Linked DNA regions of Homo sapiens: region 1 is linked to region 2. A link is an interaction called in ENCODE POLR2A ChIA-PET data of the cell type or tissue named here. Cell type or tissue: endothelial cell of umbilical vein. All regions are shown on one strand.

Region 1 (4,000 bases), 100 kb before region 2:
TGTTTCTTAGATGGAGTCTCGCACTGTCACTGCAATGGCGCGACCTCGGCTCACTGCAACCTCTGCCTCCTGCATTCAAGCGATTCTCCCACGTTCAAGCAACTCTCCTGCCTCAGCCTCCCGAGTAGCTGGAATTAGAGGCACCCGCCATCAAGCCCAGGCAATTTTTGTATTTTTTGTAGAGAAAGGGTTTCACCATGTTGGTCAGCCTGGTCTTGAACTCCTAACCTCAGGTGATCCGCCCACCTATGGCTTCCCAGAGTGCTGGGATTACTGGTGTGAGCCACCGCGCCTGATGGCATTTTTAAAATAGCAGCTACAGCACACTAATAGAAGCACCTATGAGCTCTCTGTGAAAAGTTTAATTGATTATAAAACTCAGCCAGCCAAGAAATGAATCAAGATTTTAAAACTCATTTGTGGCAACATGGATGGAACTGGAGATTATTATAAGTGAAATAAGCCAGACACAGAAAGACAAATATTGCATGTTCTCACTCATATATGGGAGCTAAAAAAAGTTGATCTCATAAAAAAAAGTTGATCTCATAAAAAAAGTTGATCTCATATGATAGATGCTAGAGGCTGGGAAAAGTGGGTGGGTGGGAAGGGGAATGAAGAGAGGTGGGTTAATGGTTACAAACACACCAATAAAAAGTTTAAGTTCCATTGTCAACAGTAGAGTAGAGTGACTACAGTTAACAACAATATATTCTGTATTTCAAAGTAGCTGGAAGAGAGGACTTGAATTGTTCCCAACACATAGAAATGATAAATACTCAAAGTGATAGACATGTCAAATAAATACCCTGACTTGATCATTACACATTCTATATATATAACAAAATATCACATATTATCTTATTACCCTATAAATATGCAAAATATTATGTAGCAACTTTTAAACTTTTTTTTAAAGATTGGAAAACTCAGTATTGGAAAAGACATAGTTGAAGGGCAAGTAGTAAACAATGAATCTATGTAAATGTAAAATGAAGGATCAAAAGCTGGGGTAGTAAAAAAATATATAAACAAATACAATCAGGGAAAAGGGGTAGGACTTAGCAATGACAGCTGGCATTTATTTGGTGTTCATTACATTGTCGGTACTGTTGTGTTACAAGAAAAACCTGGGGTGGGAGGGGTGGGGTGGGGTGGGGTGGGGTGGTGGGAAATAGTTGAGAGACCAAAGAATGACTTGGACAAGTCCGGCTTGGTAAGCAGATGAGTTAATCAGGACTTACACACAGGGCATTCCTGGGCAGCAGCAGGACAACTACAAGATCTACCCCACTGCTCTTCTCTAAACTGCTTTTAAGTTAATTTTCTGGCTCTTTGTCCACTATTATGTTTCCAGCTATGCTCCAGGATGTTTGGGTTCTCAAGGACACCTGCCCTTCTGCTGAGCACCAAGACCTTGGCTCATTGCCTAGCCTTCAGGATTCAAGCAGTAGACATAAACCTTTAACTAACCTGGTGGGGTCCTGCCACACTACATTTCCATATAGTAACTCATTCAATTTCACAACAACTCTTTGGGGGTAGTTACTGTTTTATCCTCATTTTACAGAAGAGAAAATAGAGACATAAAAATAGGTAATTTGCTTGTAATAAATAGGTAGTACATTGCTTATGATAAATAGGTAGTACATTGAAGAGCAAAGCCTTAAATGAAGGTGTTAGAATCTACAGTCTTAGCAACTATACCAAGATGCTTTCCACTAGGGGGACCAACTGTACTGGTTTTAGTGCAAAAATTCCCAAATCCCAAGGTACTCCTCACTCCTAGGCAAACTGGGATTGTTGGTCACCCTACCTCCCAGTATTAATCCTATTATCTTTCATAGCAGCAAAGCATTCAATGCTAAAATTAAAATGTAATTTTAAAAAACAGTAATGAACATAATGACTCCAAATCCTTAATAGTTTTTATAATCTTTTGTGTTAACCTTAGGAGATCTAAGACACAATCTCTCTTAATGGTAAAGAAGCATTTACCCAAAGTAGACAAATTTTTTCATTTTTAAATTCTGTGTTTCAGAGGATTTATTTATTTATTTATTTATTAGTTTTTTCAAAATTATTGTCTTTTGTGATGAAAAGTGCTTCCCATGCATTGGAAGGGGAAGTTTTAGAAGCCAAAGCTCCCCAAATAGATTGTAGGCTCCGGTTAGAAGGACGTAGCTATCTGAGGAGAAGCAGCAGCAACAGTTTAGAGTGAGCTCACTGGCCTGGGGATGGGCCAGAACCAAGAGCTCACAGATCAGGAGGCACTGAGGACAGGAAAGATGAGTCAGAAGCTTGGCTGGGTGAGATTTCAGATTTGCCAACAGAGCAAGTCCCTCATCTCAACTATTGACCTCTGGAGGAAAGTAGTTGCCCCCTTTGTGTGTCTGGGGAAAAACAATTTATTCAAGAGTCACAAAGTAAGGAAGTGGCCAATACTGTGCTTGGACAGAGAAAAAGTCCTACTAATTGTGACCAAGCTTAAAAAGTTGTAGATGTTAAAAAAAATTAAATCAAATAACATTTGCATGGTCTCTAGTAATGTACCTTGAATATAGGAGATCCTCAAAAAATGTTAGCTCCTTCTCCTTCAGTGGCATGGTAGGCCCCTTGGTGTTTGTAACAGTGCTTTGCAATTGGTAACGGCTCACTAAGAACATATTCCATGACTGTGAATGGGGCTGATGGTCATGACCAGATCATCCAGGAGATGACAATTGTACAAAACAATTTCCAGATTTATAGGACTGTCTTTCTCTATATCATAATCCCCTTTCAGCATCCCTTGAGTCCAATTTCTGTCTTCACCATCTTCTAGAGAACTGGGACCCTATTGTTTTATGGAATTTTCCAAACAGTAGTCCATGGGGCCTCTTCTTTTAATAGCATTTCAATGCTAGATTTCAGATTTGTTTCTCTTACACTGGACCCACACAGCACCTCTTTTTGCACACCAACTCTATCCCTAAGTGGACTGTTCCTCATCCTGCTCTGAGGGACCAGCCGTGTCACCCCATCACACACAGCTTGGACCTAGCAGAGGAATCCATCCTAACTATTGGACTGTGGGCTAGCAGCCCTCCAGAGCTGACAGAAAGCATTTTTTTAAAAACTAAAAATAACCAACTTGACCCAGCAATCCCATTACTGGGTATACACCCAAAGGAATATAAATCATTCTATTATAAAGATACATGCACATGTATGTTTATTGCAGCACTATTCACAATAGCAAAGGCAAAGACATGGAACCAACCCAAATGCCTATCAATGATAGACTGGATAAATAAAATGTGGTACATATACACCATAGAATACTATGGAGCCGTAAAAAGGAATGGGATCATATCCTTTGCAGAGACATGAAGCTGGAAGCCATCATCCTCAGCAAACTAACACAGGAACAGAAAACCAAATACTGCATGTTCTCACTCATAAGTGGGAGCTGAACAATGAGATCACATGGACACAGGGAGGGGAACAACACATACCAGGGCTTGTTGGTGGGGTGAGGGGAGGGAGAGCGTCAGAATGCATGTAGGGCTTAATACCTAGGTGACAGGTTGATAGGTGCAGCAAACCACCATAGTACATGCTCACCTATGTAACAAACCTGCATGTTCTGCCACATGTATCCCGGAACTTAAAGTAAAATAAAAATTTTTAAAAATAACAAACTTAACACTTCCCCATCTTCATATTCTTCTTCCTTCCTCCACTTAAAAATTAACTATTTAAAATTAACTATTTAAAAACCATGCTGCATTTTACTAGAAGTATTTAACATTTTGCCAACATTTTAAACTCTGATTATTATTCACACATTCCACAGCAAAGCTATACTATCTTTGTTAAATATAATGGTTATTTGTGTCCACTCATTTTCATGGCTTTTCTCCTAATTCAGACCATTAATACCCTTATGCGGATTCACTGATCTGCCTTGCTTCTGAAGGAGGATAGGAGCTCCAGCCCCTTCACCACATCCAATTCA
Region 2 (4,000 bases):
AAAAAATTTCCCTAGCTGTCCCTCCCCCAACCTATGTTAAGAGTACAAATTGCCAGTGGAGCAGCAGCAGAGCACTGCATTAATGGAGACCTGGGCCTGGCATCGTGCTGGGGTCTCAGAAGCACATGGCCATTCCTGTCTTCATTTCTAAAAGACTGTAAAACCATCCCAAAATTTGGCACCATGGGGACTATTGGCAATTCGAACTCGAGCTAGCTAGGGAGTCTAGGAAGCCTTGGGTGACAATTCCAAAGCTTTGGCAGTGCTGCTTAGGGAAGCTTCACATGCAAACATCTCAAATCAATTTCCCTAATGGCTAGATTCAGCATTCCCAGGTCCCTGGGGAGCAGCCAGTGTACCATAGGGCACCCCCAGGAGTGATGTCTGCACATCCCCAACAGCTGGAAAAGGGCTAGGGAGAGAGAGCTCCAGAAGGAAGGGAACAAAATACTCTGATTTTAGATATAACTATCCTAACAACTATTAATGAAACTGCTACAGTTTTGCCTAGAACTTCTATCTTTTGAAAATCTACAAGCCATAGTAGGGGGGAAAGAGGCAGTAATGGGAGTAGGATATATACACTCTATTTGGTTAACATCAGAAATGAATTAATTGTACAAAGCAAAATTTAGAAGACGCCTTGTGAACCTCAATTAGAGAGAAAGTTATGTAACTCGTGCACTCAGCACCATCTGTTAAGAAATTCTGCAGGGCACGTAACCACTGATTTACTAATTTAGTAGCTTTTCTTTTTCATCTTTATCAAAACACTGTTGCTTTCATTTTAGACAATAAAAATAACCGGAATTTAAAAATGTCTTTTCCTTGCTATTATACATTTTTGTGCTACGTTAAAAATAAAGAAAGTTGGCTATGGGCTGTAAAGTGCTGACACCATTGGTGCTGATTTCAGTTTGATGGTGGGTGGGGGCAACTCTTAGGAGTCAGAATGTCCTGAATTTCCAAGCAAACTCAGCCGCCTGGCCTGGCCATCTCAGCACTGCTCACAGCCAGCATTTGTTTTCCACATTCCCTTCCCTGTCCCCACCCCAAATATTAATACACACATCCACATATTCAGTGTCTCCCCATAGGCAAATGCTTAAATCTAAAATGGTGGCAGATATTTTTTACTAGAAGATTCTATGGCTAAAAAACAATAACCAAGGTTCTGTAATGCTGGAAAATACAGTATACAAAAGTAAGCAAATCTCATGGGAAATCATTAGCAATTCTCAGTGCAGTCAAAGAAAGTTAAGTGCTTGGAGAAATCAAGACAGATTGCAGCCCTCCACATCTACAAGGCAATTTCTTCACTCTCTCAAATTCTCTCCTGGACACTGCTTTGGGAAAACTCTACAGCAGCAGGAGGGGAGAGGGCAGGGTTCCACGGCGAGGAGGTGGCCGGTGAATGTGGCATATGGGAAGCTATAACCACAAATGCTCACAGGGAAAGAACAAAACCAGGTGGATACAGAGGGCTGGGAGGCAACGGAAGTTTCGTTTGGCTGTTTGAGTCACCTTAGGCAAAGAGAGTGACCCAGCATTTTCTCTAAATAATATAAAATACCAAGGTTGGAAAAATGATAAATTAGCGATACAGGAAATGGAGAGCAGCAAGCCAGGCCCCTAAATAATTCTGGCCCACTTATCAATATGGGTTCACGCTTGAATTCCTGACTTACTGTGTTGCAACTGCCAGGTCCCTTTGCTGCCTCCCCTGCAGGCCTGCAGGCCACGGGGCGGTTTGTATTTGCCTGGGGAAAGCTCCCTGATGTGGATGGAGATTTGCAACCAAATGTTGAAGACTGCTGCCTTTCCATTGTCAAGGAGAAGCTTATCCCAGTAGTTTCCCACCAAATCCCAAGCTGCAGTAGCTGGGAACTCTGCACCTGGCTTCAAGGAACACACATACAGTTATAGGCTGCTGCTTCTCAGAACACTGCCTGACACTTGAAAACCACTTGGAAAGGGGCAAGGAAAAACACAAAAACTGGCAGCTGGAGCTCAATTCAGGGTGGTAACCTCACCAGCTCACTCCTTTCTCAATGCAAACAGCTTACTTGCCAGGGAACACTGTGACTCATTCAGTATCATTTCCTTCATCTACTGTTGAAAATGGAAGGAATCATGGTATTGTGGCTTGCTTTTTTCATTTCCCCTAACGTGGTTTCTTGGTCACGTAAGATGAAAAATCAGGGTATCTGTTGGTGAATTTAACAGCTGCCTATTACATATGGTAAGGACTAAGCAAAAGGTTAACGGTCATGCATGATTAGGATAAATGCACAAAGGCTGGTCAGGTGGTATACAAAGTCTATTTAACTATTAAAGGAAGCAAGGGAAGAGGGTTATCTCTGCTGTGCAGGCAGTTGCCACTGGTCTCTCATTCTCTCTGCTTCTCGCAGTCCCCAAGAGCAGCCAAAATAGTAAACCATTCCAAATCTGCTTCCAAGCTGCTACTGAGCAGAAAACATGGGCTCAGAAGGACAAAGCATTCTCAGGACAGCTCTGTCTCTTGGCAGAGGGTGTTGCCACATCAGCCCCTGACCACTCACAGGTGACGCAGTGGCCTGTCTCCTGCAGCACTGGGTGGTCTGTCCTGTCCACTGTTACAAAGAGAGGACACAACAGCTGATGCCTGGAGGACCCTGAACAGGATCTTGAAAAGAATCTTCAGGGAGACTAAATGACACATATGCTATTCACTTCATATATGTGACTCTACAGCTATTTACTTATATATTTTGGACACTGGATGAAAGAGTTGGGAAAACATGAAGAAACCATTTTCCAGTTTCTTAACTACATTGGCCAAGGGCACCCTCTGTTCGTCACTGATTATAGACCTAAGACCACCAGGGAGGGGGGATTCCATGTCTGGGGTGGATGATCCTAATTACAACTCCCACACTTTTCACTAAATTAAAAGAGACCAGTGTGTTGAAAGTCCTTTAGTCTAAGGCAGCTGAGACCCCTGAAGGGTTCACTGCTCTTCTGTTTTGCTGCTATTTCTGAACTTCACCACCATGACTGTTATATTGTCAGGGCAGCCTCTGTAAAATGACTGTAAAACTATGCTCTTGGCCCCAAAGTGAGGTTCATCCAAGCGCTCCTTGATGAATCGAACTGCTTCTTCATTGCTGAAAGCATCCCAGAGACCATCTGATGCCAAGATCATGAACTCAGGCTGAAGCTTGTCCAGGTCAAAGGTCAGGATGTCTGGGTCTGGGATGACCACGTTGAGATTTTTCAGCGGATAATCCCCCAGGGACCGAGACATGGCCAGGATTCCCTGGACCCTCCAGGAGCCATTGAAACTGATGAAACCACCTAGAAAGACAGGATGAGCCCATTAGTTTGACCAGCTGATATCTCACTTACCTGGGATAGTCTAGGTACGTGCGCAACAGGGTGACCTACTTCATGTGAACTGGGCTGTGGGCACTCCCCTTAACCCCATCACTCCTGGGACCCACTGCATGGCCTGGGGTTTTATACTCTACCAGTTGATCCTCATACCCTCATCCTGGCATCTTGAAGGATTTCAATAATATATCAATAAGAGTACTGAAGGTGGCGGATACATATGGGGGAGGGCATTGGTTTTTAACTTAACACCGTGGTGGCTCAGTGATTGACAGTAGAGAGCATGAGGGTAGGGATTTGAGGAGAGTGGCAAAGGAATGCTGAAAGGCAGGTGAACAGGCACCGTATATATCATTTGGCCTGAGGCCACTCATAAGTGTGCCTATATAGGTCTCAAAACAGCTCTGTCCCCCCAAATAGGATCAAGATTAAGAAAAAGCACACACTAGTATAGTCATTAAAGGCTCAGGTCAGACTACTTGAATGTGATTCCTGGCTCTGTCTCTTCTAACCATGTCTCACTTTGGATGAGAAACTCTTTCTCTGATCCTCAGTCTCCCTGGCTACAAAATAGAGACAGTATCTATTTTATTGGGTTGTTGAGAAATGAAGGTCTTATTCCACATAA

What was found. ChIA-PET counts read pairs that join two places held together with the same protein. Peaks named below come from ENCODE experiments on the same cell type or tissue, not always from the same donor. Only the 100,000 strongest peaks of a DNase experiment are listed, where the experiment ranks them.
Region 1: POLR2A ChIA-PET joins it to region 2 with 5 read pairs; 2 of 35 experiments call an interaction of 5 or more read pairs at or near these places.

Annotation. Positions count from the first base shown.
Region 1 is chr3:161,169,579-161,173,578 of GRCh38, reverse strand. The region is part of intron 1 of LOC124906300 (a long non-coding RNA gene); the gene reads right to left. LOC105374186 (a long non-coding RNA gene) reads left to right here. Exons shown (of 5, transcript XR_007096149.1): 5 at 11-91. Among named protein-coding and RNA genes, the nearest start is that of NMD3, 50 kb to the left of the region's middle. In endothelial cell of umbilical vein, CTCF peaks have their summits at 1,524 and 1,732 (motif pointing right); DNase peaks (open chromatin) are centred at 1,678, 1,808 and 2,288.
Region 2 is chr3:161,068,147-161,072,146 of GRCh38, reverse strand. It overlaps PPM1L (protein phosphatase, Mg2+/Mn2+ dependent 1L), which reads right to left. Exons shown (of 4, transcript NM_139245.4): 4 at 1-3,336. The coding sequence ends at 2,990. Among named protein-coding and RNA genes, the nearest start is that of B3GALNT1, 35 kb to the left of the region's middle. RefSeq lists an enhancer at 2,402-2,451. In endothelial cell of umbilical vein, no CTCF peak of the experiment used is centred here; a DNase peak (open chromatin) is centred at 2,106; H3K27ac peaks cover 2,274 bases.